Regions from separate parts of the Homo sapiens genome. Here all the other regions are linked to region 5. A link is a loop called in an ENCODE intact Hi-C map of the cell type or tissue named here. Cell type or tissue: heart left ventricle. All regions are shown on one strand. Each heading gives the region's core, and the rest is flanking DNA. Links, peaks and the distances in the headings are about the cores only.

Region 1 (5,267 bases), core at 491-4,490, 220 kb after region 5:
CATTTCCTTTCTTTGGGCCCATCTGGCTATGGGGTATTTGCATGAGGAGACTTGTGAAGGCCCTTCAAGCTTTCACCAGTGACAAGTTCCAATATCATAACTTACTTAGAATATATTTTCTACTTGGCCACTGTGAGGTTCTAACCATGGTCACTGTGAAACAGTCAGGGTCAAGGCTGCCAAACAAGTTGAGGCCCTCATTTTCTACCAACTCCTTGACACTGGGGTTTTTTTTTTTTTTTTGACAGTGTCTCTGTCGCCCAGGCTGGAGTGCAGTGGCACGATCTCGGCTCCCTGCAACCTCCGCCTCCCGAGTTCAAGTGATTCTCATGCCTCAGCCTCCCAAGTAGCTGCGACTACAGGCACACGCCACCATGCCTGGCTAATTTTTTGTAGTTTTAGTAGAGTTTCACCATCTTGGCCAGGCTGGTCTCGAACTCCTGACCTCAAGTGATCCGCCTGCCTTGGCCTCGCAAAGTGCTGGGATTACAGGCCTGAGCCACCGCACCCGGCCAACACTGGGATCTTGTAGACTGTGCTGTTCATTCAGGGTATTCCCAATGAGCACCTTGCTGAACCCTAACAACAAACTTCTAGATGTGACCCTCAAGACACAGGGACTAAAGGTGACACTGGCATATGTAGGCAGGCCAGACATGCTGCAAAGCTGGGCACCCACCCCACCTTACCCTCTTCGCCAAGAGTATGTAACTTCCTACTGAGCATTGTTGTGAGAACTCATTGTGCTGAGTTGTTTTTCTACACTATCCCACTGAAACCTCACAACAGTCCTATAGTATAACTACTGTTTCCCTATCTTACAGGTGCTTAGAGAGGTTAATTCCATAGCTGTTAAGGGGTACATGTCCTGCTGCCTGCAACTCTCTCCCGTGGGCCTTTGTCTCAGATCCAGCTACCATTCAGACTCCAGACCCCTGCAGGCTACACTGGGCATGTCATTAACTTTGAAGACTGTCAAACAGAAATGGCCTGGCTGCAGGGCAGCGGGAAGCAGCCCTCTTCAGGGGAGGAGGGCAGTCCTCACAGAGCCTCTGGTCATCAGGAGTTATTCTCCTTGGTTGCCCAGGTGACAGCTCAGGTACAAGGGAATGAGACACATCAGGGAGAAGGGGGTTGGTTCACTGTGGCTTAGAGGCATCATTCCCCAAAGGAGCTCATATCTCTTTGAACAACTCAATAGGCATAGCTTTCAGGGACCCCATAAGCCACATACCCAATTGAGTCATTCCACATAGGACGCCCAACCTTATGGCTTTTTAACAAGTGTTTATAGTTCACACAGAAAACTCCAAGTGCTGATAATTTACAATTAGGAATCATGCTTACCATAAGTAATGTTGCACTGAAACAGCTAACATACTTTTATCTGGTTTCCAGACAAAAAGAACTAGAAAGGTAACCAAATGTCAAGTTCTGCAGGAAAGGAGAGGATGATTCACGCTGCCATAACCTCTGGGGTCAAAATTAAATGTTGTTTAAGAAAGAAAAAAACCCCTCAACTTTGGAAATTGTTTCAAAAGCCAAAAGCCTTCTAATAGTGACCCAGAATCATTAAAAGCACTCGAACGGGCCTCAGACCCAGTGCACACATGCTGCAGTGTTGGAGAGGCCACTCCGTGAACCCCAGCAGTCCAGTAGCCCACCAGGTGGAAAGGCACAGGTGCCAGAGGTCTCATGGCATCAGCTTCATGTGCTCACCCTCAATGGGGGGACAGGGAGATGACACTGACTTTGTGCTGAGCTCAGGAGGGAAACACCAAACACTTTGGGAGGTAACAGAGATCTAGGCCCCACCTAAGGCCGAATCCATGGGAGTGTGGGGCATTTTTCTGGAACACTCCGCCCTCCCCAGCCGTGGCTCCACCCTGCCTGCTGGCCGTGGACTGCATTGTCCAGACACTCTTTGTGGGGGTCTTATGGGACTCCTTAAGATTGATCCCTGAGGTGTAGCAATGGTGGGCCAAATGGACACTGTTCCGGCCCTCACACTGGTGCCACACTCCCTCGTTGGCAAGAGCCTGAAGGTGAATCATCCCTCCTTCTTTACCACCAAAACAAAAAGTGTGGGAAACCTTGAGAAGAGGGTCCCAACACTTCTCCCCTCAGCAGCCCTCAGCTTTTTGCAGCCTCTTTACCTAAGTACCCTGAGTCACTGGACATGGTCTTGCCACCACATTCCGTCAGGGCAGAGCCACAGCTTCCAGCCTTCAGCCCAGAGGCAGTCACAGCCAAGCATCAGAACTGCGGCTCTGTGCCTACAGTGCCAAAGCCACTGCAGGTGCTCACAGAGGCTGGCAGCCCACAGTACCCAGGGCACAGACACTAGGCTGGAGCCACTCAAGTCAGAGATACTCTGCAGTAACTGGGGCTGGGCCCTGTCAGAGCCAGGTGGGGATCTACAGGCTGGAGGCAGCACGCTAGGGGAGGGCTTGAGACCAAGGGAGGCTGGAGTGATGTGGGTCCCAGGACCTGGAAAGCTATGTTTGTAACTCTGCTCCCCAGAGTTCGCTCTTCTTGATCATCCTTGTTCTCTCCTGCACCTGGCTGGGCTCATTCCTCTTCCCTATCCCTCTGCCCCTTGACTGGCCTTCCTGGGCAAACAGCAGATTGTGAAGTGGGAGCTGTGGGGAAGAGGGGATGGCATGCCTGCTGTGGGTTCAGGGATTGTGGCCATGTGGGCCACCCAGTGGACACTGTCCAGATAACATGAAAAGAGGCCATCCACAGCGGCTCAGCTCTCTGCCCCTCATCTTTGGGCCCCACCTCACATTCATAAAGAGGCTTAAATTCTAGGGTTTTTTCCTTCAGTTCAAGATGAGGTTTGTCAGTGAGGTCACAGACATCCAGCAAGAGGGTTAACGGGGCTGCTTATCCCCCCACTGGGAACCCACCACTCCAAGCTGCCTGCAGAGCACCTATACTTTCTAATACTATTACCTAATACTAGAGAGCCAGAGACACCGTAAATAACCTTGTTATCTTATATTTATGTATTTAAAAGATGGTTCATAAATGTGTTTAGTGCTTACCATGAAAGACAATTTTTACCCCCATCTCCAAAAAGAAGTAGAACTGATTCAGCTCACAGAAGGCTGTTAAAGGCGCCAGAGAAATATGTGATGCAGTGGCTTAAAGAGACTGCCAGGAAGAGTGGGGAAAGTTGCTGCACTCAAGTCAATTTGGGAAATTTCATGCAGAACAGCCACCCAATAGCAAGGCCTCTAGGTAAGTAGGGAGAACGCCTCTGGTCATGTTCAGGTGTTTCGTCTGTCAAGGTGCTTCTCCCGGACAGCTATTTCTGCACAGTTCAACACGACTTGAGTTGGCCATCTCAAAACAGCTATAGCCTCAGTTGCTGTGAGGGCACCTCATGGATGACAGAGGCAAGAAAGGCTTGAGGGAGAGGGGGTGAGGCAGGGGGAGCTTGGAGCCGTCATTCTCTAACCCTAAGAGCTGTGGACACAAAGCCGAGCCCAACCTGGCTGCTGCCCGGGCGGGCAAGGAGAGGGCACCGAATGCACTCTCCCCAGAGCCTCGCACTGCCACCAGTTGAGGCCTGCGCCCCTCTCTTCCCCGCACACCATAGCCTCTTTTCTTGAGTGCTCTACCCAAACTACTGCCTCACCCCCTAGGAAACAAACATTTGGTAACATCTTCAGAAAGGCTGCTTTCAAGGAAGGCAGCTTCTCTACGCTGTCAAACAGCTTTCTTAGTTGAAGCATCTAACTGTGGCACCATCCTTACTGCCCCCAATTGGGGCTTCCAGAAGCAGTGTGGGCAAGCGCTGCCAGCCTTCTGCAGAATGATGAGCACTGGTCAGTCCTGTGCTGATAAAGACTGTGTGTCACCCACGTCTTGGTTTCTCCAACAGCAGGTAACAACCTCATCTTCCCAAAGAGATAGATAGCTACGCCTGACCTATTTTTCAGGGCTCTTCTGGACAGCAGCCTCTGTCTCCAGCACAGAGAAGGGCCTGGCGTCAGGGGGAGCCCTGGAGCCTACCATGTGCCTCCTGCTCCATCTTGGGAGCAGCTGGGCCCTGTCAGTACTCAGTAGAGCCTGGGATTGGTGACTGACTAAAGAGGGAGGTGGAGGCTTTAGGCAGCAGCGCTGAAAGAGGTGGCAAGAGGTGACCTGCATGGGAACTGGGGCCTGAAGAGACATCACTAAGTGGGGAAGTGTGTCCCACAGCCAAGCTGCATGGTGGGTGGGCCGCTGGGTCTGCTTCCAGTGTGTGGTGGGACCCACAGGGAGCTGAGTTTTCCTGTTTGATTTCCCGCACCCAGCCTGCCTGTGGCTGGCCAAGAAGGCATTGTTGAACCTCATGAGATCACAGAGGTAGCTGTGCAGGCCCCGCCCACTTCCTATAACCCTGGTTCTGGCCGTCCCTGTGCCAAGCCTCCAAGTTCCCTGAGAGCTACCGGCCAGGGGTCGGGAGGCTATGGGAGCTCAGGGCAGGCACCTCCCATGCTCCCGCGGGAGCCACCAGGACATGAAGGTCATAGGCCTCTCCTCTCCTCCTCTTCCTGTTTGACCTGAATGCCCCCAGGCCAACTGCCTCAAGGATTCCATTTGAGAAGATGCAGGCTGGGTGTGTGGGGAGCAGTAGAGGGGCTGGTGTGTGCACATATGTGCACAGCTCAGGACAGAGGCTCCCTGGACTTGGGGCGGGGGCACTAGGGCCCCAACTCTAACCCTCGTTCTGCCCTGTTGACCTCTGCTCTCTGGACCAAAAATGGAGGACTCAGTCTAGACTAGTTCTTAGGGTCTAGGAGCCACCTTAAGTTATGTTTATATGCAAAGGCCATTTTTCTGAGAGGCCATAGCTTTCATCAGTGTGCCAAAAAGCGTGAGATCCTCTGCTCTAAAAGCCTCTGCCCCAGCGCTGCCTAGTTTCAGAGCCCCCGATGGCCTCACATGGGGTTTTAGAGCAGGCAGAGAAGCTGCAATGGGGCCACCAGCCAGTCCTCAGAGTCCTGGGTTAAGGCCTCCTCTCCAGGAGGCCCTGTGTAAAGGTTTTCTCTGTTGCCTGGAGGCAGGAGTGAACTGGTAGGCAGGAAACCCTGAGGGTACCTAGGAGGCCCCTAGCCTGTGGGTTGGGGAGGGAAGACAGGACCCCTGGGGCCACTGAAATGGTGGAGCTCTCAGAGACCTGAGTTCTGGTCCCTTCTGCCACTTTTTGGGCAGATCCCGTCTTCCCACAGGCCCTGTGTCTTGCTCAGTCCACGTGACTCTGCTTTCTCATC
Region 2 (5,267 bases), core at 656-4,655, 130 kb after region 5:
TATGCTAAATGAAAAGCCAGTCACAAAAGATAATCATTGATGATTACATTTATATGAAATGTCCAGAATTGGCAAATACACATAGACAGAAGTAGATTCGTGGTTGCCAGTGACTAGGGGAGGGAAAATGGGAAATGACTGCTATTGGGGTTTCTTTTGAGGATAATGAAAATGTTTTAAAATTAGGGATGATGTTTGCACAACTCTGAATATCTTAGAAAACACAAATGTAGGGTGAATTTGTGGTATGTAACTTATGTCAATAAAGCTATTATCTAAAAAAAATTACTTGAGCTGGTCTGTGGAGAATGAGTTGTACAGTGGTAATTGTGGACAAGGAAGAAATGAGGTTGCTTGGATTAGGATAGTTGCACTGAGGTGGAGAGATCCTCGGGCAGAATGAAAGGGAAACACACTTCTTGGCTCAGGAAAGTGCCACTCCTCTCTGTGATGCAAGAAACAAGTACCCTGGGGTCAGTATGGTAAATGCATTGTGAGGAAGCACTGTGAGGTAATAGCTCTGTGGAAGCAGCAAGAAGCGAGGTACCTTGGAACTGATAGCAGAGTCATTTTTGTTACTTGAGGCTAAAACAGGATAAGCCTTGGTGCTCTGGGCTTTATTCAGTTAATAGGTTGATTTTCTCATTTTCATGCCTAGGGAATTCACTGTTCTTTTGACTGATAAATCTAGAGCAGTTAGGCAGTTCTCCAGAGCCAACAGAGCTGACGGTCTTTGTGTCCAGGTTGCTGGATATGCATTCCTTTTTGGCTGCAAACCTTGCTGATAAGAAATATGACTCACTCTGTGGCTGATGCTTCCAGAGAAGTTTGCTGACTGTTTTCCTCTCTTCTGTGTCTCTGGAGTCCTTAGATTTTCAACAGAAGATGGTCAGAGGACCAGGCTCAGAAGGTAGAGAGAGACCTTCCAGGTGACATTTCCAGACCAGGTGCTTCAGTCATCATTCCAGCAGTTAGGTTGTTCCCTCTAACAACTGTCTCCTCCCACACTTTACACCCTCAGTAAGTCCTACAAAAGCGCTTTCTATAACAGCAGAAGTTTGGCCAGCAGTCTCCATGTCCTGGCTAAGGAGCAAGTGATGCAATGTGGAAAAAATGTGGTTACTCAATTCATTTCACAAAACAAGTTGTTCTCTGTGTGTAAGCCTGTTCTCTTTCTAATCATACTATTTCCTCCTTCTTTCCTACCTTCTGGTCATTAGTATGCAAATGTTAAAAATTCAGAGTAAGATAATGTTTCCTGCTCATGGCAAATAGGAAAAACCAATATTTATTTAATGTTCCTTTACACACAGATTTTCATTTTATCTTCTGGTAACTCTGAACAAGGTATAATTATTTTCAGATACATTTTATTTATGAGAAAACTGAAGCTCAGATAATTAAATGACTTGGCTCTGTTGATATCTGAGTCTAGAGAGTGAAACCATGGAGATCTTTTAGTAGAGCCACCTGTCAGGACCAATATATCACTGAGGCATATTGTTTTCACACTTGTCTCCCTGATACTCTTCCCATTCTCCTTTGGCCCTTCTTCAAAGCTTCATTTGAGACCCTGGATTTTGGCTTCCAAATCCTGATAAAAAATAGGAAAGAAAAAGTATGGTGTAGTATCAGAGCACTGAACTGGGTTCTAGTCCCAGCCAGGCCACAAACTTGGTTACGTCATTGAGCAAGTCATTCTTACATGTGAGAGGCTGAACTACATGATCCCTAGTGGGCACTTTTACCTCTGTAATACTATCTAGTTTAATGATCTTGGGAATAGGTAGCAGGTGACTCCTGTGCCTCTGTCTCCTACATGATTTTAGGTTCATCAGCTCACCTATCACCTATCTCTGCCTTTTTGAAGTAATTCCTGTGTGCCAGCTGTCTGCTGCCTCTCTTTTTCTCCTTTTCTAAGCCAAGTAGTATCCCTTTTAGTTGCTAAACTCCTGTGGCCAAGCCAACTCTGATGGGTAGTAACTACCAAGCGTCCAACTAATCCAGAGTACTTGGTTATAAAAGGCAGAAGCTTTTTACTTTTAGCTTATTTTTTGTGACTTAAAATAAAACTGAAACAGATACATGCTTTAGTTTTTAAATGTAAAAAGCAAAATGAAGAATTCAGTACATATGGCATGACTATGATGCTAATCATACCTTTAGCCATCATGATAATCCACTTGACTTCCCCTTGCTCTGATTTCAGGCTGGGAAAGCCAGTTTCAGATTATACCTTAGCTCCCTATGTGGATTGATAGCAGCGAGACAACATGAGACCCAAGCTACTTTATATTTTTATTATAAATTAATATATTGCTATTCTGGATTAGTACATTCGTCTCTTGTGACTTCATATGTTGTTAAACTGGATCTGTCTGCTGTCTACATGCTAATCCAAATATGGGAATCTAGTAGAGGTGCTGCACTTTAGCATACCTGTTAGAGTACATGGTCAACCAGGCCTCCTTTACCCTCTCAGTCTACCCTTTCTACCTGCGACAGGTTTCTTTGTACAAAGCAAAAATTTCAAAATCGGACTCAACATCGTGGCTCACGTACAGGATTCTTACACTGGTCTGGAGGGTAATAATTTGATGCTTAGAAACAAAACTTTCAGAATATCTTTTCCTTTTTTTATTTGGAAAGTGCTTTCCATACTTAAAGAATGTTCTCTTTTTGTTTTAAAACCACATACGAAATTATGCCACAATCACTTTGGGATTCTAGGGCAGAAAGAGTTAATTAAATTGTAATCCTAGGCTAGGCGCAGTGGCTCACGCCTGTAATCCCAGCACTTTGGGAGGCCGAGGCAGGCAGATCACAAGGTCAAGAGATCGAGACCATCCTGGCCAACATGGTGAAACCCCGTCTCTACTGAAAATACAAAAATTAGCTGGGTGTGGTGGTGCCCACCTGTAGTCCCAGCTACTCGGGAGGCTGAGGCAGGAGAATCGCTTGAACCCAGGAGGCAGAGGTTGCAGTGAGCCAAGATCATGCCACTGCACTCCAGCCTGGTGACAGAGCAAGACTCTGTCTCAAGAAAGAAAAAAAAATGTAATCCTAGACTACAGAGAGAAAAACTAGGATAGAGGCAAGAATAATACAACTTAAGGCTAACTTGTAGGTCTCAACATGAGGTCACCTGATAGACTGATCTTCCTCATCCATCCATTTATTCAAATTCTAACTATCAAGTCATGATTAAGTACTAGTCATTGGCTCAGTTGATGGAGATTCTGCCGTTAGTGTTTACAGTTTTGTGAACATATAGACCAATAAAGTACGACTTTGGAGGAATAAAGTACAGAGGGACCCCAACCTAGATTGAGGGGACTGGAGGTTGGAGATCTCTATAACCTCCCTTGAGCCTAGCATGTCTAACATGGGCTGCTCTATAGCTATTGGGTAAATGGATGAATAAAGGACAAGACTTCCAAACGAAGGCTTCCAAATGAAGTGATGTCTAAGCTGAAACCTTAAGAATGGGAAGGTAGAGAAAAAATTCTCTCTAGCAGTGGAAACAGATTAGTGTAGGGCCAGAAGTTAAAAAAAAAAAAAAGTATGGTCAAGGAATTAAAAAATAGTTAAGGCCGGGCGTGGTGGCTCACGCCTATAATCCCAGCACTTTGGGAGGCAGAGGCGGGTGGATCACAAGGTGAAGAGTTAGCGACCAGCCTGACCAATATGGTGAAACCCCGTCTCTACTAAAAATACAAAAATTAGCCAGGTGTGGTGGCTGACGTCTGCAGTCCCTGCTACTCGGGAGGCTGAGGCAGGAGAATCGCTTGAACCTGGGAGGCAGAGGTTGCAGTGAGCTGAGATTGCGCCACTGCACTCCAGCCTGGGTGACAGAGTGAGACTCCATCTCAAAAAAAGAAAAAGGAAAAAAGAAAATGGCTAGATTGTAGGGTGTAAGTAGAGGAGCAGAAAGAGATAAGGCACAGCAGAGGAAGGCGCAGAATGCTTCCCTCATAGACCATCTTAAGGATCTGGATTTTTACCTTATGAGCATCGAGAACTGTATTAGGCTGTTCTTGCATTGCCATAAAGAAATACCTAAGACTGGGTAATTTATAAAGAAAAAAGGTTTAATTGGCTTAGAGTTCTGCAGGCTGTATAAACACGGTGCTGCATAGCTTGGCTTCTGGGGAGGCCTCAGGGAGCTTTTACTCATGGTAGAAGGCAAAGCTGGAGCAGGCAGATGGCAGTGTGGGGAGGGGGGTGTCACACTTTTACAACAACCAGAACTCACTCACTATCTCAAGGACAGAACCACACCCTGAGGAATCCACCCCCATGACCCAAACACCTCCCACCAGGCCCCACCTCCAACGCTGGGGCTTACAGTTTGACGTGAGATTTGGGCAGGGACAAAATATCCAAACTAAATCAAGAACTATTGGCTGGGCGTGGTGGCTCACACTTGTAATCCCAGCACTTTGGGAGGCCGAGGCGGGCAGATCACCTGAGGTCAGGAGTTCGAGACCAGCCTGGCCAAGTTGGTGAAACCCTGTCTCTACTAAAAATACAAAAATTAGCTGGGCATGGTGGCGTGCACCTGTAATCACAGCTACTAGGGAGGCTGAGGCAGGAGAATCGCTTGAACCCAGGAGGTAGAGGTTGCAGTGAGCCAAGATCGTGCCACTGCACTCCAGCCTGAGTGACAGAGCAAGACTCTGTCTCAAAAAAAAAAAAAAACTATCAAATGGGCTTTTAAGTAGTAGAGTTACAGCTCAGATTTGTGTTTTAGAAGGACCATTTTGGCAACAATGAAAGGACGGATTCAGATGCTGGAGTCAGGGATGCCAGTTAACAAGCTGTTATAATATTCCAGGTGAGAGAGAAAATTGAAGCAGTGACATGGTGGTGAGGATAAGATGGGGTGGGGGGCATATTCTTTGAATAAAGAAGACAAAATGCAAGTTCTTAATGTGTATCACCTATTGTGACTATTTTATTTATTTAACAAACAAGCCCTGTACCATGTAAAATAATGCCAAGTTTTCAGTGTAAGTATTTATGAGGAGCTAAAATTCTTCTTTCTGTCATGTCTAGGAAGTTGGGATTGTTTTCTACCTGGAGTCCATGTTAAATGGAATGAATTTATTAACTGCCTCTTTATGTCCCCACCACTTGGAACATGCCATTTATTCAGTAATATCTGTTAACTGAAATAGGTTATACTATATTTTCTGATTCCATTTCTGTTGATCCTCATCTAAAGCCGTTATTCAGATATTCACTTAATTACAAAAAATAAGAAT
Region 3 (5,267 bases), core at 695-4,694, 140 kb after region 5:
GCAACAAGAGTGAAACTCCATCTCAAAAAAAAAAAAAGGCTGTTTAATGTTACGGTTTTTTAATTTTGGAAACCTAATGGCCAAAAGTAAGAGTGGCACAGGGCACTAAGATTTGTTTCCAGAGCCCATATTCACTCACCTCTCAGTTACTAAACACATGTACACCTCTACACCTGGACCACCCCCTGCCCTTCCACCCAGCTTTTTTTCCTAATAAGCCACAACAACCAGGAGGGTGTGGTCTCTACAGGTTTGGCAGCTAATATACCCCTCTTGTCTCCTGAGAAGGTGTGTTCACTAGCCACTAGTTCAGTAGTTCACTGTCAGAAAAGATATGAGCATGTTGGTTAATAAGTGAAGCAAATTCTTTTTTGTTTATTGATATGTAATAATTGTACATTTTGATGGGGTACCTGTGATATTTTGATACATACATACAATGCTTAATGATCAAATCAGGGTCATTGGGATATCTGTCACCACAAACATTTATCATTTATTTGTGTTGAAAGATTGCAAATCAAAGCTAACTTTTTGGTGCCTTTAATGAGAATAGCCACTCAGGTACTATTTTCCCTTTAACCCTCTCAGATATATTGTGTCCAGACCTTGCCCCTATTTATATACCATTTCCTCCTTCCATAAACACACGTATGCATATAGTCTCTGTCCTTATTTCAGCTTTGGCCTTGTGATCTCATCACATCTGGTAAATCCGTCCTTTATTCACCTATCTATCCACAGTTACAGGCTCATGTTAGCAGTGCTAGGTTCACTGGAGGTTATAGACAAGTGTCTGCCTCCCCAGTTGATTGAATGATTGAAATGAGAAAATTGGTGGCAAATGCATAGCACCATGTAGCACGTAGTAGATGCCCACTGTGCGTTAGTTGCATCTGAATCAAGATCCCCAGGCCTCCCAAGAAAAGGGAACTGCACGCAGAGCCAGGAAAGTGCTCTATTTTGGTCAGGAAAAATAAATATGAGATGAGGCTTCTGCAGTGAACCAGTACTCTCATAACTGATTTTTTCTTGGTTATATGCTTGTGGTACACAAATAGAAATAGGAAAATGGGGAAGTGAGATGGGTGGAGTAGATTATGAAGCAGAGAATCTGGGTTCTCCCACTGATTGTAATTAGGTCTGCCCAAGGGACCAGAAAAAAAAACTCCCATTCCATATCTCTCTTCCAGAATCCTTAAGCTGCCCCTTGACTCTGCCCATTCGCTCTCTCTCTTGCCCTCACAAACTCCAGATGCCTGAGAATGGTAGCAGTTTTCGACATGTATAATGAAACAATTGGCATCTCTCAAGCTGTTTGAAATAGTGAGATGTGATTTATGCAGTTCATAAATTTGACCACATTTACTGTTTTCTTGGGAATACATAGAACCCATATAGGGTTTTTTTGGCAAGCTTTTATTGTAACACCCACTGTGCCAGCATCAATACATATCAATTTACAAAATCCCCAATTTTAAATAAGTGTTGGTGATTTTCAGGAAAATCTTACTGAAAACCAGTGATAAATTGTGTTACTAAATTTCTTCCCTTGGGCCGGGCGCAGTGGCTCATGCCTATAATCCCAGCACTTTGGGAGGCCAAGGCGAATGGATCACTGGAGGTCAGGAGTTTGAGACCAGCCTGGCCAACATGGTGAAACTCCATCTCTACTGAAAATAAAAAAATAAAAAAAAATTAGCCAGGAGTGGCGGCTCATGCCTGTAATCGTAGCAACTTAAGAGACTGAGACAGAAGAATCGCTTGAACCTGGGAGGTGGAGGTTTCAGTGAGCCGAGATCATGCCACTGCACTCCAACCTGGGTGACAGAGTGAGACTCTGTCTTAAAGAAAAAAAAAAAAATTTTCTTCCCTTGATTCCCTAGATTATTTTTGAGGAACTATTACAGTTATAAATGAGAATTTCTGAATCTCAATAATGACTTAATAGAAAAAAAACAAAACATAAACATTCATATATGTTAAGAAGATGAGAAAAACCTGGCAAACTCAAACCAAGCAAAGAAAAAAGAGGAGGTTCTGAGGGTGATATGGCAAGAAGGCAGGATTGTGGTTGTAAGCTGTTAAAATTTATTGTCTTGTGCTAAGGAAAGCTGGAATGTTTTTGACTGTGTGGCTGACTAGCAGGTGCTTTCTCACCATGTGCTTTCATGCCACCTTTCTGAGTGGCCTAAGCTTGACTAGCCATTAGCAGACCATCTTCTAAGAAAATATAGCCCTCCACTTGCCGAAACTGCTCCTGAATCATCTTACCTACTGCCCTAGAAAACTAAGGTCAGTTGCACCTTTTAGTTTCAGTAATATGAGGCTTTTGAAGTTTGTGGTCCTATCATGCATGATTTTAGTTATCTGTTTTCCCCCACTCTCTGCAGATTTATCAGCCTGAAGTCCCCAGGAAAATGTGACATGTCTTTGTAGTTGCAGAGGTCCTCTATCCATGTTGTAGGAATGAGTCAGGAGAGAAAAAAGGAGCTGGATATGGAGTACCAAAAGTGTTAACTGAGCTGGATCAGAGCAGGAGGCAACCCATGCTGTTTAAGTGAACTGGAATTTAGAAGACTGGAGTTTCAGCCTTGGCATCAGCCCAGCTGGCAGCACATAGCTGAACCCAGCCAAGTTGAGCAAAGCTAATAAAAAACATATCCTCTAAATTACTATACCAAGGCCAATGATACACTACTGTGAATGAAAAATAAGATTCCATTCCAGGAAACTGATAAACCAAATGGATTTTCCCCAGCTCTTTTTTTCTTTTCCATTGTTCATGCTCTCCTATGCCATGTAGACACACACACACACACATGCGTGTGCATGCACAATAGCCTATTTTACATTTTATTAATTTATTCCCAATTCCCTATGCTCTGTTGTTGCTATAGAGACGAGAAATCTGATGATAAATTCTTTTGGGCAGTTAAGACTCCTAAGGATTATTTAGAGAAACCTAGAAGGCAGCAGAGGCCTAGTGTCCTTCATTATTATAACTAGGCATGTTTAGTTCTTTATCTTCTCTCTTTTATTCAGGTATACACTAGTGTTTTATTCATTGGTTTCAGAGTAACATAGTGGAAAGAATATAGACTTTGGAGACCAAAAGATCTAGGTTCAACTCCTAGCTTTAGCTATGTGGCCTTTGGCAAGTCTTTTAACTTCTGTGAGTCCAGTGTCTCCATTTTTAAAATATCCAAGTATGATAGTTGACTCAGGAAAAAGCATTTGTGCAATTGTTTGAGTTGTAAGCTCAACTAGCTACTTTTTTCATGGAATATTATCTTTGCTTGAAAAAAACAGCGGACTTGGATATTTAGCAGACATTTTCTCCAAAATGAAATGATCTGATCACTTCAAGGAAGGCAACCTATAAGCATTTTCTGTGAATTATAAATTTAAGGTTTCAAATGAAAATTAAAAATTTTGAAAAAATGTGTATATCCACCAGAATGAGCTTTACATCTTATCAATAAATACAGACTTCAGAGTTACTCTTTACCATTTCTCTCCCATCTAAAAGTTACATTGGTTAAGAATCAGTTATTTGCCCTACTATTAAATGTGAGATGTGAGGAAAGTAAAAAGTCATAGAGTCTTAGAGTGCTGGGGCTAGAGGAAATCAAATTCAACCTCCCACCTAACTTAAGACTCATCTTGAAACCATCCCTATAAATGCTTATTTGCTGTTACTTAAATGCTCCCACAGGCAGAGATTATAACCTCCCAAAGGAGCACTTTTAATTTGTGATAGCACAAATGTCTAAAAATACTGTTTTTTACTGTAAGCTGAAATATGCTTTCCCCAGTATCTATCCATTGGCTCTAATTTGGTTTTTCTTTCATCCAAAACCTTTTCACATACTCTTGTTTCCCTAGGTCTTTTTTTCCCCGCTATTTTTGAGATTGTATAGTTTCTAAGCCCCTCATCATCTTGAGCTCTCTTCTTTTTTTTTTTCTCCCCGCCTCCCCAACCCCAGGTTCAGCTTTGACTTTAGAGTTTTCTTTTCTTGATCCATTTAAGTTTACAATGCTATGCCTAGAATAAACTCTAGACTGCAGGGACAGCCTCATTAGTGTGAAATGGAGAGGCATTCTGATTTCCCTTTAAAAAGGACTATACTGGCTGGGTGCAGTGGGTCACGCTTGTAATCCCAGCACTTTGGGAGGCCAAGGCAGGCGGATCACGGGGTCAGGAGTTCGAGACCAGCCTGACCAATATGGTGAAACCCTGTCTGTACTAAAAATACAAAAATGAGCTGGGCGTGGTGGCAGGTGCCTGTAGTCCCAGCTACTTGGGAGGCTGAAGCAGAAGAATAACTTGAACCCAGGAGGCAGAGGTTGCAGTGAGCCGAGATCGTGCCACTGCACTCCAGCATGGGCAATAGAGTGAGACTCCGTCTCAAAAAAAAAAAAAAAAGAAAAAGAAAAGAAAAGGCTATCCTATGACCTCACATGTTAAAGATAAGGGATTGTGTTTTTATATTTTTGTATTCTGTAATGGTCATGGTAGATGCTTTACGTTACTCCTTGTCTAGTCTCAGCGCAAGTTGAACCAAACTTAAAGACATAATGGCCATGCTAGATGAGGGGATTTTCTGGTAGTTAATTTTTTTTGCTGCCTAGGGGGTAGAAATGGTAATTTATAAGACTGGGAAAGTACCTTTTTTTGTTGTTGTTAGAGACGAGATCTCACTATGTTGCCCAGGCTAAGTGGAAAGTGCTTTTACAATTCTCTTTTATCACCATACCCGGGTTTTGATAAACTTAGTATTCTCCTTAGTAAAAGTTTTCATCAGATACTTGCTCTTTTTTATCTTGTGATAACTTTTCTTCACTCAAATCAATAGGGAAATACAGTATTTGCTGTATAAAAACATAGAAGCCTACCTTAGAGCTGAATTCACTCATTTATATATAATCAATAATCAGAGTATACCTATAGACACAGTCTTATTTTGAGCTTTCCATGGAAAAGAGTGTAGGTCACCAGGCTAGACCATAAAAATATGTTTAAACTTTTGTTTTTCTCCTGTTTAGTACTAGATTAAACTAATCACCTTTTCTAATGTTGTTTAGAGCATGTTTACTGAGCATCATCTTAAGAAGAAAGAAAGTTAACATTTAGCAAGCCCATACAAGGTCCTAAAGACACTTTGATACATTATCTGAGTAAACTTCACAAACCTCCAGTGGGATTTATAGTATTTGCCCATATTTTACATAAGGAAACGGGCTCAGAAAGGTTGAGGGGAAGA
Region 4 (5,267 bases), core at 573-4,572, 86 kb after region 5:
TAAAATTATAATAGTATTTTATTTTTTCACTGATAAGATTTGTCAAAATTATGGAAATTGTTAAAACACAGTTTTAGCAAATATGTGGTAAACACACCTGTGTACTTTCGGTAGGAATAGAAATTGAGTCTGGGCAATATAGTGAGACCTTGTCTCTACTACAAAGAAAAAAATTAGCCAAGCATAGTGGTGCACACCTGTAGTCCCGGCTACTCTGGAGACTGAGCGGGGAGGGTTGCTTGAGTCCAGATCGGGGTTACAGTGAGATATGATTGTGCCACCACACTCCATCCTGGGTATCTGAGTGAGGCTTTGTCTCAAAAAAAAAAAAAAAAAAAAAGTTGGCTTATACTTGTAATCCCAGCACTTTGGGAGTCCGAGGCAGGAAGATGACAAGCCTAGGAGTTTGCAACTAGCCTGGGCACCATAGGGAAACCCTGCCTCTAAGAAGAAAAATCAGTATGTTCTTTCTAGAGGATATTTCAGCAATATATATGTTGTATCAAAATCTAAACTATGCATGCTCTTTGTCCACTAATCCCACCCTTAGGACAAATCCCAAATCTGTGTCTCATGCCTGTAATCCCAGCACTTTGGGAGGCCGAGGCAGTTAGATCACTTGAGCTCAGGAGTTCGAGAACAGCCTGGGCAATTTGGCATAGCCCTGTCTCTACAAAAAATACAAAAATTAGCTAGGAATGGTGGCACACACCTGTAGTCCCAGCTACTAGGGAGGCTGAGATGAGAGGATCGCTTGAGCCCGGGAGGTCAAGGCTGCAATTAGCTGTGTTCACACCACTGTACTCCAGCCTGACACTGACTCAAAGCAAGACCCCGTCTCAAAAAAAATAAAATAAAGACACTTAAATTACCATCAGTGGCGTTTAACAAATATATTGTTATTTAAATTTTGGTACATGGAACACTATTTATACGGTAATAGTGGAGTGGAATTTCTGATCTAAAGATGTTGATTATGCTTAATTGTTTTTAAGAATTTGGGTTCACATTTAGGTTGAACAAAGTAGAGTTCTTGTAAAGGAATGTGGCCAGAACAGTAGCCAGACATGAGTAGCCAGCCTGTCAAATTAGGAGCAGTTGAGGGATTTGGGACATAGAGATTAGATATATCTAGGACCAGTAGAGGTTAGAAGGCAGATGTTGGCTGACTATAAAGAGCGGTCTGTCCATTTGTACTGTTGAGTAATAGCTAAATAGCTAAATAATGAGTGTCCCATGACTGGAAGTATTTCAGCAGAGGCTGGAAGGACCATTCAAATCTCAGCTTTTTTTTTTTTTTTTTTTTTTTGAGACGGAGTCTTACTCTGTCACCTAGGCTAGAGTGCAGTGGTGCGATCTTAGCTCATTGCAACCTCCACCTCCCGGGTTCAAGCAGTTCTCCTGCCTTAGCCTCCCAAGTAGCTGGGATTATAGGTGCCTGCCACCACGCCCAGCTAATTTTTGTATTTCTTTTAGTAGAGACGAGGTTTCATCATGTTGGCCAGGCTGGTCTTGAACTCCTGACCTCAGGTGATCTGCCCGCCTCAGCCTCCCAAAGTGCTGGGATTACAGGAGTGAACTACTGCGCCCGGCCCAAATGTCAACTTTTGTATCACCTTATCAAGATGTCTTTTTTGACTGCCCTGGCTAAAATAGCACACCTTCTTTACCTCTTACTTTTATTTTTTTAAATTTCAAAATAGCCAGGAATTGTATAATTAATCTGGTGTCTCTGTTACCCTCTGGACCAGCTGACGTATTTGTTTGTTTGTTTGTTTGTTTGTTTTTGCTCCATGTGGAGCAAAATATTGTTTGTTTGTTTGTTTGTTTGTTTTTGCTCCATGTGGAGCAAAACATTGTTTGTTTGTTTGTTGTAAGCTCCATGTGGGCAAACTTTGGCTGTATTGTATTTTGCTATATATCACCAGTGCCTAGAACCAGGCTTAACATATACTAGGTATTTAGTAAATATTTGCTGAATGAATGAATATTAGAGAAGGTGATTCATGCATTTAACTAGGTGACCTCTTATGCCCATATTTTATGGGCCAAGGTACTTTAATGCCATTTTTAAGTCTCTTCAGGGCAGGTACCTTTTTTTCTTTTTTAATAATAAATGTAACTATCACGTGGTATGCATCAGAGTTTATAAAAACACTTTTATAAGCATTATTTACTAAATGAGATGGCTTTTTCTCATCTGTAAAGTCTTAGCTTAGACATTTCCTCTGAAGAGTATCTGTCCATGACTTTACTAAGATAGCTCCCAGTCTCTATCACATCACCTCATTTTATTCCCTTCAAGTTCTTTTCACTTACTGCCTTGTTTATTTATTGTTTATGTGTTAGTTGTGTCTCATCATATACCAGCATGTAAATGAGGGCAGGGACCCCTGTCATATTGCCTGGCACATAGAGGATAGTTAATAAGTATCTGTTGAATGAATAATTGAAAACATTCAAATTATACTGTTTGAATATTTTGAATTATAATGTTGGAATAATTGAAAACACTCACATTATATATGTTTAAATTATAAAACATTATACCTATGTTAGTTAATAATATTAATCTTCGTAATAATCTCTGAGCCCAAGGATGAATGAGATTTTCATGTTCTGCAATCTCAAGACAACCTGTACTACCTCGTAAACTTTATCATTATCATAACAGATTATTTGTGTTATGTTTATTAATGTCTCTGTTTATCTCTAGACTGAAAGCTCCATGAATTGAGAAATCATGTCTTACCTTGTTCCCCTAACATTTAACACAGTTCTTTGTACTTGGAGAAGTTTAAATATTTATTGAATGAAGAATCTATATACAATCTTGTAAGACAGATATTGTCTTCATCTTTCACATGAGTAAACTTAGGCTTGGAAGGATTAAGTAATTTACCCAAGATAGTTAGCTGTAGAAACAAGACTTTTACCAACATCTTCAGACTCCCAATATTACATTATTTAAACTACACCAGTAGTAGTTCTTAGTCACAGATGTTAATCCAAATTACCTAGGGAGCCTTGGAAAATACATATTCTCAGGCCACACTTGGAGCCTACTGAATAAGAACTTCTGAAGGTGAGGCCCAGAACTTTGTTTAAAGAAATGAGACTATAAGTATCACTTGAGAGTCAATGATTTATACCAGAGGTCTGGCAAACTACTATTGGGAGGTCAAATCCAGCCCTCTGCCTGTTTGTGTAAATAAAGTTTGAGTGGAACAGCCATGCTAATTTAGGCACACATACTGTCTGTGGCTGCTTTCACACTGGAGTGGTGGAGCTGAGTAGCTATGACATAGACTGTATGGCCTAGAAAGCATAAAATTTTTATTATATTGTCCTTAACAGAAGACTTGCTAACTCTGGATCTATACCTTGGTGCCTGTCCTATTTCTTTTGTGGTTACTTTAGTGCTTGGAGATATGGCAGAATATTATGTCTGGCTTCATCATGGGCATTACAATAGGTGTCCAAACATTCTTACTAAGTCATAAAAATTATCTTATTTTGCAATTCACCTGATAATAAGGAACTAAGCCTTAGGTAGCCCAAGAAGTCAAATAAAAGGAAAATACCATCTAGGTATGGTTCAAGCCAGTCAGCCATCACAGTGGGTGAACTACTTTAAACAGAGGTTCCTTTTCATCCAGTTAGTGATAGAGTGTTTCCTAAGTGGTAAAAGGGCTGAGGTTTCTAGCCTGTGTACATTACAGAATAGGGATTGATTACCATGGTTGATATGTATAATGGAGAACTGTAATTAATACCCTAATTGTTGTGGTACCCCTGATGCTGCCATTATTCTTAAGACCAAAGTCTCTTTGGTGCTTTTAGTCAGAACTTAAGCTAATATAAGCAGTTACCCAGGACTGACCAAAACTCTTGATCTGTGCTTCCTAATACAGTAACTATTAGCTATGTGTGGGGATTTAAATTTAAGTTAATTAAAATTTAAAAAATTTAGTTTCTTACGTACCCACATTTCAAGTATCCAATAGTTATGTGGCTAGTGGCTACCTTATTGGCTAGCACAGATACAGAACATTTTAGTCAGCACAGAAAGTTTTATTGGACAGTGCTGCTCTAGATGCCAGAGTTGAAGATTCTCAATCCAGGGAAATCCAAAACTTACTATTTGATTTAATCTTTCATTTGTAAGGATGGAATAATAAATTGTAATGTTTTATTTTTCTAACAGCAAACAATGATGAAATGTATTCAGTCCTTGCTTTAGGGCCCTGTCAACTAGAAGCAAACTCTTCATTAAATTCTGATAACGCCTTTAAACCTTGACTTCAGAAAATAGTCATCTCATTTGCCCTATGGACTAACTGTCTAGTCATGTTGATTAATCATCAGCTAGTTCATGAAATAGTTCAGAACTGACTGTGATTTCTGGCCAAATCTATTTGGCTTAGTTAAGGGTAGTGGGAAAGGAACCAGTTATAAAACAGAAGCTATAAAATAAATAGAGTGTAAAGTCTTGGCATCATCTTTGGAGTGATTTAGATTTCTTCATTCAGTGACTCATTTTTATTCCCAGCATCTAGTGCTTTTTGCATGGCCCAAAGGGGCTCTGTGCTGCTCCACTACAGAGGAAACTTCAAGAAATGCTGGTTTGCTACAGTGTTTTAGCTTGTGAGATTCTCTGGGACCTTCCCTGCTCCATCATGGGGTCACCTCTAGGTGGGTATTAGGGGGAGACTGGTAATTGGTTTAACCTTTAAATAAAGAACTTGATAATCTTTAGTGATCCAATGAGGTCTGTATCAAATGTTCCTGCCTTAAGATGTTTTCCCTTCCCCCAGCACAGTGTCACCTTGAAGATTGTTTATCTAGGACAGTGTTCTTCAAACTTTTAGAGGCTGTAAGGCCAGTTCAAGAGGCTAAAAGATTCTACAGACTCCCCAGCTTGTTCTTATTTACTATCATCAGACATGCTTCCCAGGTCCTACTTTGCTCTAAATTAACAGTTCTTTGTCACTTTGCACCCCAGAGCAACACAGCGGTGGCTAGGATGGGGGTGCAGCGGGGGTAGGTGAGAGAGAGCCAGTTTTTAGAGTGAGGATTCAACTATAATCTCACTCATCTGGCTTCCCCTCCCCTCAAATCATCTCGCCCCTTGTCTCTAGACAGCCTTTTCTTCATTCTTCCTGAGCTGAGATGCTGGAATCCAACCATATTGGGTGTTAAAAGCTGCCACTTGACAGCGGTGAGGGACCTTTCCAAGAGTCAGATTGTTCAAAAGGAATCTCCCC
Region 5 (5,267 bases), core at 854-4,853:
TTAAGTGGACTTCCCTCCAAGGAACATTGTTCACAGAAGGATCATTAACAAGACATTCCTGTGTGACCTGAGGATTGCCATGTTCTAAATGATGCCCACACCCACTCCACATCCAGCTCAGCAGAGGTCTCGGGATTTATATTGCACTGTATTTTCAAGCAGCCAAAACAGAAGTCAAGACGTCAGTTTCCTAAGCTGCTAAAATGATGTGGTGGTTAAACCAATTGTGTGCCAGGCGCAGTGGCTCACGCCTGTAGTCCCAGCGCTTTGGGAGGCTGACGCAGGAGGATCACTTGAGCCCAGTAATTTGAGGTTACAGTGAGCTATGATGGCGCCACTGCACTCCGACCTTGGGGACAAAGTGAGGCTCCATCTCTAACAAAACAAAAATAGAATTGTGTAGCCAACATGGCTGGTGGGCCTGGAAGAATGAGCCTGTGCATTGTACCTGGCCCATCACGGGCTCAGTGCGTACTCGTTGAAGGGATCACCACAGGGAGGACCGAGGACGCTGACACTCCCTAGGGCATCCAAGCACCAACTCATCTCTCACCTACCCTCCGGGTGCAGTGCTATCGTGTTGGAGAAGAGGCCCCTGGGTGGCTGTGCGAAGTAACTCGCCCAAGGTCACCACACGGCCAGCCACTAGCCCGGCGGGAGTCGCCCGAGGCGAGGCCCACGTCAGCCGGTCTTGGGGGCCCGACCGGTGGCTCCTCCACCAGCCCCACGCGGCCTCAGAGCGGGCTACTGGCGTCCTCGAGATTCGAACCCGAGTCCTCGGCCTCGTCCCCGCCCTCGCGCCCTCTCAGGCCTCAGTTTTCCCATCTACAGGACGCAGACCGGAGAGCTGGTCCGGGCGCCAACTGGGCCCCCGGACCCGGGTCGGCAGGCCGGCGGGGTACGGCCGGGCCGGGTTCCCGCGCGCCCTCCCTCCTCCAGCGCGCCGCCCCGCCCCCCGCGCGAGCCCAACGGCCGAGGCGCGCGCCACCTCGCAGCGGGAGGCGCGGGGGAGGGGCCGGGGGAGCCCCCGCCCCGCCCCCCGCCTCAGCCGCCACCGCCAGCTCGGTGGAGCCCCCCGCCGCCCGCCCGCCGCTCTCCCGAGCCGCCCGCCCGCCCCCTTCCCGCGTCTCCGCTCCCTCCCTGCGCAGCGGAAACATGGCGGCGGGAAGAGAGTGAGCCGCCCCGCGCCCCCGCCGCGCCCTCAGGTAAGCGCCTCGCGGCCGCCTCCGCCCGCCTAAGAGCTCGTGCCCTGAGGGGCCGCCTGGGGCCAGAAGGCGGTGGCGGGACCTGCGCAGCCGCTGCGCCTGCTCCCCCGGGCCGGGGTCAGCCTGTCCGTCTGTCTGGCCGGCCTGCCAGTCTGTGGTCCGCGCGGGGCTGGGCCCTTTCTCGGCCGTGTCAGCCCGGCCCCGAGCCCGGAGGCCGGCTCTGCATCTGCGGTCGGGCGGGCGGGGCCCACGGTCCGGTCGCGGCCCTGACGCCGCCAGGACTGCCCGGGGGCCCCGGCACGGGAAACCCAAGGCCGGGGGCCCTTTGGAGGGTCGGCGTGGGGGCGGTCCGTATAGGTCGCCGTGTCTGGCCGGCGGGGCCGGGTGGGCCGGGGCAGGCTGGCTGGGGGCCGAGGGCCGGGCGGCGGCGCGACCCCGTCTGCGCGGGTCAGTCGGTCCCCTCCGGCGCCAGAGGTGGGAATGCCTGTGATTCTGGCTGGCCGGGTCCCGGTTCGGGGAAGGCAGAGACAGAGGTCGACGGGGCGGCGTGGCCCCCACCGAGAGCTGGGGCGCCTAGGGCCCGGAGCTGTCAGCAGCGTCCTGGGGGCTGGGCCCCGGCTGGCCGACTCACGTGTGCCGCCTGCCCCAGTGCCCCGCCGGAAACGGGCAGGGAGAGCGGCCCCGCACCGAAGTGAGCCACAGCGGCCCTGGGGGCCAGACACGTGGGCACAGTTGTGTGCCAGCCCGAGAGCATCGAAAGTGGTATCCAGCCGATGGGTGAACCCCGGAATATCTCCTGACTGGAAGAGAATTTAAAAGTCATCTAGGGGCGCTTTCTCCCATCCCATGCCAAAGTGACTTTGAAAATCCCCAAATCCCCCCGATAATTTGACGAGCCCGTTTGGAACCTCTTCCAGTGATCCGAAGCGAATCTCTTTAAAGGAAACCCATTCTGTTCCTGGACACATTTGGTTATAAGTTGAAAGAAACAGCTGGCTCCCATCCTTCCTAGTTCTTTTCCCTTATGGGAAGCTGTTAAGATATCTGAAGATAGTAATCATGTCCCCTGAGTCTTCACTTCCACTTTCTTCAGTTGTCTCTCATCTGCTGTGGTTCTCTAAACTGTCCTCTGGATGAGCTTTAGTTTCCCCCATCCCCTTAAAGGAGAGTTTCTTAAAAGTGATCCTGGAGACAAAACGTAGTAAGTTTCTCTAAGAAACAGCCCCAAGGATTGACCTGCTTAAATCAAAAGTACTCTAGATTCCCTTCCTCATTTCTGTACTGTATTTTGAACTTAAAAAAAAAAAAAAAAGAAAACATTTAGTAGTGTTTGTTCAAACAAACTAAAAGACATCTTATTTTGTGGAAATTTGGGGGTTTCCTTCCTTTTAAAAAATGTCTATAAACACTTTATCAAATGTTGCTAACTAATGTACATCAAAATGTTTTGTTGAAGTGTAATGTGCCAGGCAAATAGAATAGCTCTTTTTTTTTTTTTAAACTCTGAAAAGGATTGAGACCTAGTTTAGTGCCAAACTGCAATTTTAATATTTGGTTGCAGAGGGAAATGCTTTATTACATTGAACTCTTTGCTCTAGTTCTAACTGCCAGCAGGAGGCCCAAAATTACTATGAAAGAGAACACTTTTTGTTGCTTACTTACCAACCTCCTAAACTCTTGCCTAAGCAACTCTGCAGGTTAGTAATGTTTTAAGCCCAGTAGAGATGAGATGGCCTTGTAGATAAAAGGCCAGGCTCTTACATCTGGGATCCTGTTTAAGTACTAAGCAAAGTTTCAGTGTTTTTACAACTTAGACAAGCACATACCAGCAGTCAGAATTGGTTCTTTATTTTTGTTCTTAAGCCTTCATTTTTTAAATTGGTCAATAGTTTTGAACTTTGTAGCACATATGTCAAGTTTTGATTTTAGGTATGTTTGTGCAAATGTTGTTCCCTTTTATGTAAGTTGGGTAAACATTTGCATAGCACCATTCTCAATGGAACTATACAGATCCAGAGGAAAGGCCCTGATTCCTTCCTTGCAAAGGACTTGGAGTGAAAGGTAGAGGATACTTAACTATGAGAAAGAATTGATGTGAATATCCCACTGAAAATTTAAACTTAGGGCTGGATGCAGGGGCTCATGCCTATAATCCCAGCACTTTGGGAAGCTGAGGCAGGCAACTCTTTGAGGCCAGGAGTTCTGGACCAGCCTGGGCTACGTAGCAAGACCCTGTCTCTACAAAAAATAAAAATAAAAATATAGCTGGGCATGATGGTGTATGTCTGTAGTCTCAGCTACTCAGGAGGCTGAGGCAGGAGGACCGTTTGAGTCAAGGAGTTTGAGGCTTCAGTGAGCCATGATCACGCCATAGCAAGTGACAGAATGAGACCCCATCTTTTAAAAAAGAAAAGAAAATTGGTATGTTCTAACCTTCACTGTACACTTATGTACCTACTATGGGTCAAGCACTATGCTATGTACTGTGCTCAGCTGGGTTTACAAAGATTTCCAATCTTGTGGAGCTGGTAAATTAGATGCTTAAATAGATTATCTCAGAATAAAAGATGAGAACTACGCATAGCTGAGATATACAAGGTGAGAGTAAAGGTTGCCCAAAGGTGAGGGCACTTAGACTAGCCTAGGAGTTAAAGGAAGGCTTTGGGAAGAGATGATATCTGACCCAAATCTTAAATGGTAGGTAGGAGTAAGTGAGGCAAACATGAGCAGAAAGCGTCCTTCAAACAGAGAAAACAGCTTGAGCAAAGGCATCAATGTGAGAAAAGGAATGGCTTGCGTAGAGAACCACAAACAGTTTGGGACTGCTAGGAATATAACAATAAGTGATGAGTTGTAAGGCTGGAAATACAGTCAGAGGCCATGTCGTGGTGGACCTTGTATGCATAAGTATCCTAAAATCAATTCAGTAGGTGTTTTTTTTTTATTTTTATTTAATCACTGGAAGGTGTCTATCAGACATGGTTGAAGTAACATTTTTAAAATGTGGTCATAGGGATGAAGAGAAAGAAATGAATCTGAGAAAATGTATAAGGCTTTAATGATTGATTGTATGTGCAGGTGAGAGGGTGAGGAGTCCCGTGTGATGCTCAGGTTTTTGCCTTGGATGACTAAGGAGGATATGTTGGTAATTTTAACTGAGACAGGAAACGATGATGAGTTCAATTCTGGACTTGAAGATTTTCAATTTCTTGAGTTAGATCAGTGAGCAAATATAGTGGAAGTAAGCTGAGAAAAAAAAGAGGTGTGGTCAGAAAGTGGAATATCGGAGTTAAGTTGTCTGATATTGGGACTGTTCTAGGTGACAGCGAGGTCTCTGTGTATGGGTAGCTAAAATACAGCAGAGGCGAAGGTCAGTAAAGCTGAGTATGACAAGGAATTTGGAGGCTAGTGTATTGAATGAGTCATCTGTGTAGAGAGTGAAGTGATTGAGGATGATGGGATGTGGGGAAGAGAGAAAGATGTGACCCAGGTGCAGTAAAGATAGGGGATTAATCAGGAGGGTGGTAGATGACAGATGAGGAGGTGGGGTAGAGAGTTATATAGCCAGATGGTGCAAACCTTGAAGGAGGAGGGGTTTTTAAACACAAGAGTGAGAAGGTAATAGTTTTTTTACTTTTCCTTCCTGGAAGCAGAGTTCTGATCTCTATCTTTATTCAGGACTCATATTAATCATTCTGTTTGCTCTGAAGAGTCTGTTCTTAGTCTTGGAAAGTGGGAGGGCACATACCTCATATTGAATCCTTTCTGCTAATACTTAATGACAAAGGGCAGTGGAGGTTTTTTCCTCTGATGATCATTAGTGGGTGGGTAGGGAACAATCAGATAAAGCAGTGAGGATATACCCATGGTTTTCTAGACAGAGTATAGTGGAAAGAGCCTAGGCTTTGGAGTTAGAAACACCAAAATTCAGATCTAGACTCTGTCACTTACTAGCTTTATGACTGTAAACAAATTATTTAGCCTCTGTGAGCTTCAGTGTCCTTATCTGTAAAAAATTTATACTTCATAGGATATCACAAATATTACATGAAAAAATATATA
Region 6 (5,267 bases), core at 758-4,757, 200 kb after region 5:
ACTTGGCTGTGAGGAGGATGGAGCAGACAGGCAGGGAATTTTTATAGAAGACTAGGAATTGGCCAGGTGCGGTGGCTCACACCTGTAATCCCAGCACTTTGGGAGGCTGAGGTGGGCGGATCACCTGAGGTCAGGAGTTGAAGACCAGCCTGGCCAACATGGCAAAACCCTGTCTCTACTAAAAAAAAATACAAAACATTAGCCAGGCATGGTGGTGCACGCCTGTAGTCCCAGATACTCGGGAGGCTGAGGCAAGAGAATTGCTTGAACCTGGGAGGCGGAGGTTGCAGTGAGCTGAGATCGTGCCATTGCACCCCAGCCTGGGTGACAGAGCAAGACTCCGTCTCAAAAAAAAAAAAAAAAAAAAAAGACTGGGAAGTGCCTGGGAAATTAAGCCTTATGTCCCTTCTGAGGCCCAGCCTACTCCCTGGTCTCTTCTTTGTTTCTGTGTAATGGTCTGTAGGAACCTGGCCTTCTTTACTGCCTCTCTTTAGCTGCTCTCCTATACCCTCTCTGGGGTTCTTCTCCTGCCTCAAAACTGGTTCTTGAGAATGACCTATCTCCCCAAATCCCCATGTCCTTGCTGCCCTCAGAGACAAATACACAGGTCTTTGCTTTTTAAGGTTTATACTGATACATTTTTATAGAAAAAGATGATAGGAAGTAAACTAACACCAAGCATGAAACAGTTCCAAATGTTGCCAAAATTCTAGTGCCCTTATGTAGATCAGAAATTGTGTACCCATACCATTGCTGGCTATGGCTATATTCTACTCTTCTGCCAAGCTTCTCTGTTCTTGGGCAGTTCTTGTGAAAATAGCACCCTAAATGAGCAGATTTCCTGGGGGAGGTCCAACCAAGTGATGGAGCAGAGAGAATTATGTTCACAGTTGTTTTCACAAGTTGAATAAAATCATTCCAGAGCCCAGGGTGCAACAGACCTGGCCTGGCCACTCCCATATTTGCAAGCCCTTTACAGTTGGAGGCAAAAATCAAAGCCCTCGAGGGAGGGAGTTAAAGGGAGGGAGGGAGGAAACGTGGGGCACTGATTCCCTTTGTGTAACCAGGTAAGCCTGAGACAAGCAGTGGGCTGGACTCGTCCTGCCTAGCGCTGTACTCCACTGCCAGGCTGACATGCTTGGCCCTGTTTACTCACTCCACAGCCGTGTTTGACCGGGAACAGCATACCCTCAACCTCCCAGCAGTCAACAGCATCACCTACGTCCTCCGCTTCCTGGAGAAACTCTGCCACAACCTTCGTAGTGACAATCTGTTTGGCAACCAGCCCTTTACACAGACTCACTTGTCACTCACTGCCATAGAGTACAGCCACAGCCACGACAGGTACCTACCAGGTAGGAGCTGGGATGGGGCCTGGGCTGAGAGTGGGGGACAGGGCTAGCAGCAGCACCTGCAGGGGCCCAGGGTCAGCCTTCAGAACTACTGGCCTGGCACCTACTATCTAGAGGTCTGCTTTTCTGTCCCTTACCTTTGCCATATCTGAGACTTCTCAGCCTCCTCTCATCTTTACTTTTTCTTCAGGATTTTGTTTTCTGTCTCTAGGATCACCCCTATTTCTTCTAGATCCTTATCCCTAGATAAAAGGTGGTTCGCAATTCCCCTTCTGAGTTTCAGACTGCATGTGGAGCCACCAAGAAGTCACAGAACGTCTCCCAGTGTGAACCTGGCAGCAAAGGCCTAACACACATCTCCCTTGCCAGCAGGAAGGTTTAGTCTCAGGCTACAGATTGAGAAATTTGCTCCCTGGTGATTGGCCATCTATTCTTTCCTTTGGCACATGGCCCTAACTTCCAGCACTGCCAGTCTAGCAAGTCAATTCAAGTTCCTGCTATTTCTAACTCGGCTGGAAAATAACTTTCTTAGTTAACATACCAGACCCACAATGGGAAAGCAGATGCCACGTGGCCAAATCAGTGACTAAGTACTTCCGAGAGAGATTAAAGATTCAATGGAACTCTGCGTCTCTCATCTGGAACCCAGGACACAGAACAAGGGAGGGAAGAAAAGCTCAGCCTTAAACATAGCAAGGTAGGTCATTACTGAGAGGGAGGAAAGGCCCTTAAAAAAGCCCTGCAGATTGTGTCCTGAGCAGAGAAATAGGGAGGGGTGCTGCCAGTGTGAGTGCTGTGCTGTCTGTTGATGGGAGGGCACAGGTCTGAAAGGTGTCTTTTCCGACCTTCCTCTACACAAACAAGTCTTGTTCCCACACTGCCTTCCCTGGTGTCTTTTCATCATAGTCTTAACAGAATCACCTCCGATAAAAGCACTGCTTCTAGAGAATGTGCCCAGGGAAGTGACTGTTCCCCCATTCTCCTTCCCCCTTTCCCTCATAGATACTTCTGTACCCAAATCCGTATTGCTTATGTGACTTGCAAGCAGGTCAAAAAGATACCTGAATTTTAAATACTCTGTGGGGGCCAGACCATCTGATCCCTGCAGCCATTTCTATGATCCCCTGGCTGATCCTTTTCTATGGAGGGAACTTCTCCTCACCTAACCCATGCTAGATTGCTTTCTTTCAGTACCAGAGTCTCTGAGAAAAGAAAAAGGCATTCTGACTTGCAGTTAGAATGTTGCACTGGGAGTCTGGACTGGGCATGGTAGAGCTGGTCCAGACAAAGGCAAGTTTTAAATACCTCCAGTTAGGCATTCAGGAACTCTGATCTACATTTCAGACGTGAAAGTTAGGCCTACCTGGGATTCTGAAAGAATGGATGCATGAATGGGGGTTAGCACATCCATGAATGTAGCTGCTAGTTTAAAAAGAGATTTCTCAAAGAAATAGGAACTCCGAATTCTTAAATGGAATGCCATCATTAAGAAGTGAGAGAAACATACTGGTAGCAGCATTCAGAGACTGGTAAGGATGTACCTCATGGGCCTGCAGTCCCAAAAGTGGTTTGGGACCGGGGCATGACCTTTCCTGGGAATTCTGCCCCAATTTACATCTCTCTGATTCAGCCACTAGATAAGAGGAAGCAAACTTTAGCCAGACTCTTCTTGCCTCACCAACTAAGAGAAACAAAGACCAAGGTATCACATTCTGCCATTAGCTGCTACCTCTCCCTTCCCCATTTTCAGACAGATTGAGCCCACTTTTTGTGTCCTCCTCTGCTCTTAAGCTGTTTCTCATCGTGGGTGCTCAGCAACTTGTCTGCTCTCACTCTAGTTTCTATTTGCTTCCCTGAAATTAGCCTTTAACTATGCCCAGACAAGCCAGAGCCTTGCCTAAACTTCTAATTCCTCTGTGCTTCTTAGTGTATCCTTTCTGCCTGCTTGCCTGCCTGCCTTCCTGCCTGCTTGCCTGCCTTACTGACCCTTTGCCCCACCTCTGATATTATCATTTCCTGTGTTTTTCTGATTACTTACCTAAACCTCTGCCAAAGAGCTCGATCTGTACAAGAGCTGTCTTTTGCTTTGCCCTTTGGATCTGGTATTTATGACTCCTGCCCTTCTGCCTGGCTACACGCTTCTGCTAGACATACATAGGTACCACCTCTGTTATCTGGGTGCTTACTGGCCCTCCCCCTTTCCTATATCCTTGTCTCCACACTACCCTACCACTTAGAGTCCTGGCCCAACTGACCATGCACTTCCGATATAGCAGGTAGTCACCCAAAGCTCAGGGAGATTTCATATCCCATTAAGCTTTCCTACCTAAGTTGAGACTACTACTTTTTTCTCCAATGTTTTATTTTAAAAATTTCAAACCTACAGAAAAGTTACAAAAATAGAACAATAAGCAACCATGAACTCTTTGCCTATCTTTACCACTTTTTGCAGTATTTACTTCGTCTGTTTCTCCTAACTATATATACACATATAAATATACATACTTGTTGAATACCTGTATATTTAAAATGTTTTTCATTTATTTACTGAACCATTTGAGAGTTAACTGCAGATGAGAGATTTTATCCTTAAATACTTTTGTGTTTATCTCCTAAGAATAAGGAACATAATAGTATTATTATGATTAAGAAATTTAACATAAATAAAAACTAATGAGGCCAGGCGCGGTGGCTCACACCTGTAATCCCAGCACTTTGAGAGCCTGAGGCGGGTGGATCGTGAGATCAGGAGATCAAGACTATCCTGGCTAACATGGTGAAACCCCATCTCTACTAAAAATACAAAAAAAAAAAAAAAAATTAGCCGGGCGTGGTGGCAGGCACCTGTAGTCCCAGCTACTCAGGAGGCTGAGGCAGGAGAATGGCGTGAACTCGGGAGGCGGAGCTTGCAGTGAGCAGCGATTGCGCCACTGCACTCCAGCCTGGGCGACAGAGCGAGACTCTGTCTCAAAAAAAAAAAAAACTAATGAAATTTAACATTAATAAAATACTACTAGGCCAGGTGCGGTGGCTCATGCCTGTAATCCCGGCACTGTGTGATGCCAAGGTGGGCAGATCACTTGAGGTCAGGAGTTCAAGACCAGCTGGGCCAACATGGTGAAATCCTATCTGTACCAAAAATACAAAAATTAGCTGGGCATGGTGGTGTGCACCTATAATTCCAGCTACTCGGGAGGCTGAGGCAGGAGAATTGCTTGAACCCAGGAGGCAGAGGTTGCAGTGAGCCAAGATTGTGCCACTGCACTCCAGCCTGAGCAACAGAGTGAGACTCCGTCTGAAAAATAATAATAATAAATTAATTAATATACTATTAGCTATTATGTAGTTCATATTAGAATTTCCCCTAGTTGTCACACTAATGTCCTTTATAGCTGTTGTTTCCTAATCCGGGATTCAATAAAGGATCATCCACTGCATTTAATTCTCCTGTCTCTTTAGTTTCCTTTATCTAGAACAGTTATCCACCTTTTTTTTTCTATCTTTCACGACGTGACATTGGCATTTTGAATAATCCAGGCCAGTTGTTTTACTTTAGGTCATCAAATATTTACAAATACTTACTCTGTGCCCGATTCTATACTAGACTCTAGGGAGACAGAGGTGAGACAGACTCCATCCCTGTGCTCAAAGAGCTGAGACAGGTAGAGATATGTGAACATGTATGTGGTGAAAGCAGAGCACAGAGGTACTCTGGCCCAGCAAAGCATGATGAGCAAGGAGTATGGTAAAAGAAGAAGTCAAGGGAGGATTCCTGGGGGAGGCAATGTCAGAGCAGAGTCTCTTCTTCAGAACTATGCATGTGGCTGGATCAAATAAGAGGCTGGTGAAAACTAAAAGAGGCCCAGCCAGGCACAGTGGCTCATGCCTGTAATCCCAGCACTTTGGGAGGCCAAA

What was found. Peaks named below come from ENCODE experiments on the same cell type or tissue, not always from the same donor. Only the 100,000 strongest peaks of a DNase experiment are listed, where the experiment ranks them.
Region 1: it touches region 5 in a loop (2.4-fold over the local background); 16 of 110 quality-filtered maps call a loop at or near these places.
Region 2: it touches region 5 in a loop (4-fold over the local background); 19 of 110 quality-filtered maps call a loop at or near these places.
Region 3: it touches region 5 in a loop (2.3-fold over the local background); 19 of 110 quality-filtered maps call a loop at or near these places.
Region 4: it touches region 5 in a loop (2.2-fold over the local background); 17 of 110 quality-filtered maps call a loop at or near these places.
Region 6: it touches region 5 in a loop (3-fold over the local background); 17 of 110 quality-filtered maps call a loop at or near these places.

Annotation. Positions count from the first base shown.
Region 1 is chr1:41,020,875-41,026,141 of GRCh38, reverse strand. SLFNL1 (schlafen like 1) reads left to right here and starts at 4,417. Exons shown (of 6, transcript NM_144990.4): 1 at 4,417-4,519. All of the region lies in intron 1 of SLFNL1-AS1 (SLFNL1 antisense RNA 1), which reads right to left. In heart left ventricle, for the core only: a CTCF peak has its summit at 2,691 (motif pointing left); no DNase peak of the experiment used is centred there; H3K27ac peaks cover 380 bases.
Region 2 is chr1:41,105,312-41,110,578 of GRCh38, reverse strand. All of the region lies in intron 8 of SCMH1 (Scm polycomb group protein homolog 1), which reads left to right. Among named protein-coding and RNA genes, the nearest start is that of SLFNL1, 86 kb to the right of the region's middle. In heart left ventricle, for the core only: no CTCF peak of the experiment used is centred there; no DNase peak of the experiment used is centred there; H3K27ac peaks cover 1,872 bases.
Region 3 is chr1:41,099,730-41,104,996 of GRCh38, reverse strand. All of the region lies in intron 8 of SCMH1 (Scm polycomb group protein homolog 1), which reads left to right. Among named protein-coding and RNA genes, the nearest start is that of SLFNL1, 81 kb to the right of the region's middle. In heart left ventricle, for the core only: no CTCF peak of the experiment used is centred there; a DNase peak (open chromatin) is centred at 2,606; H3K27ac peaks cover 2,596 bases.
Region 4 is chr1:41,152,027-41,157,293 of GRCh38, reverse strand. All of the region lies in intron 4 of SCMH1 (Scm polycomb group protein homolog 1), which reads left to right. Among named protein-coding and RNA genes, the nearest start is that of SCMH1, 88 kb to the left of the region's middle. RefSeq lists a silencer at 466-655. In heart left ventricle, for the core only: no CTCF peak of the experiment used is centred there; no DNase peak of the experiment used is centred there.
Region 5 is chr1:41,237,997-41,243,263 of GRCh38, reverse strand. It overlaps SCMH1 (Scm polycomb group protein homolog 1), which reads left to right and starts at 958. Exons shown (of 16, transcript NM_001394311.1): 1 at 958-1,205. SCMH1-DT (SCMH1 divergent transcript) reads right to left here and starts at 906. Exons shown (of 3, transcript NR_186015.1): 1 at 558-906. RefSeq lists silencers at 648-1,047, 1,088-1,637, 1,738-1,897 and an enhancer at 2,218-2,397. In heart left ventricle, for the core only: a CTCF peak has its summit at 2,820 (motif pointing right); DNase peaks (open chromatin) are centred at 883, 1,353 and 1,813; H3K4me3 peaks cover 1,908 bases; H3K27ac peaks cover 1,653 bases.
Region 6 is chr1:41,042,495-41,047,761 of GRCh38, reverse strand. It overlaps SCMH1 (Scm polycomb group protein homolog 1), which reads left to right. Exons shown (of 16, transcript NM_001394311.1): 12 at 1,164-1,355. SLFNL1-AS1 (SLFNL1 antisense RNA 1) reads right to left here. Exons shown (of 4, transcript NR_037868.1): 4 at 3,872-4,647. Among named protein-coding and RNA genes, the nearest start is that of SLFNL1, 23 kb to the right of the region's middle. In heart left ventricle, for the core only: no CTCF peak of the experiment used is centred there; no DNase peak of the experiment used is centred there; H3K27ac peaks cover 1,403 bases.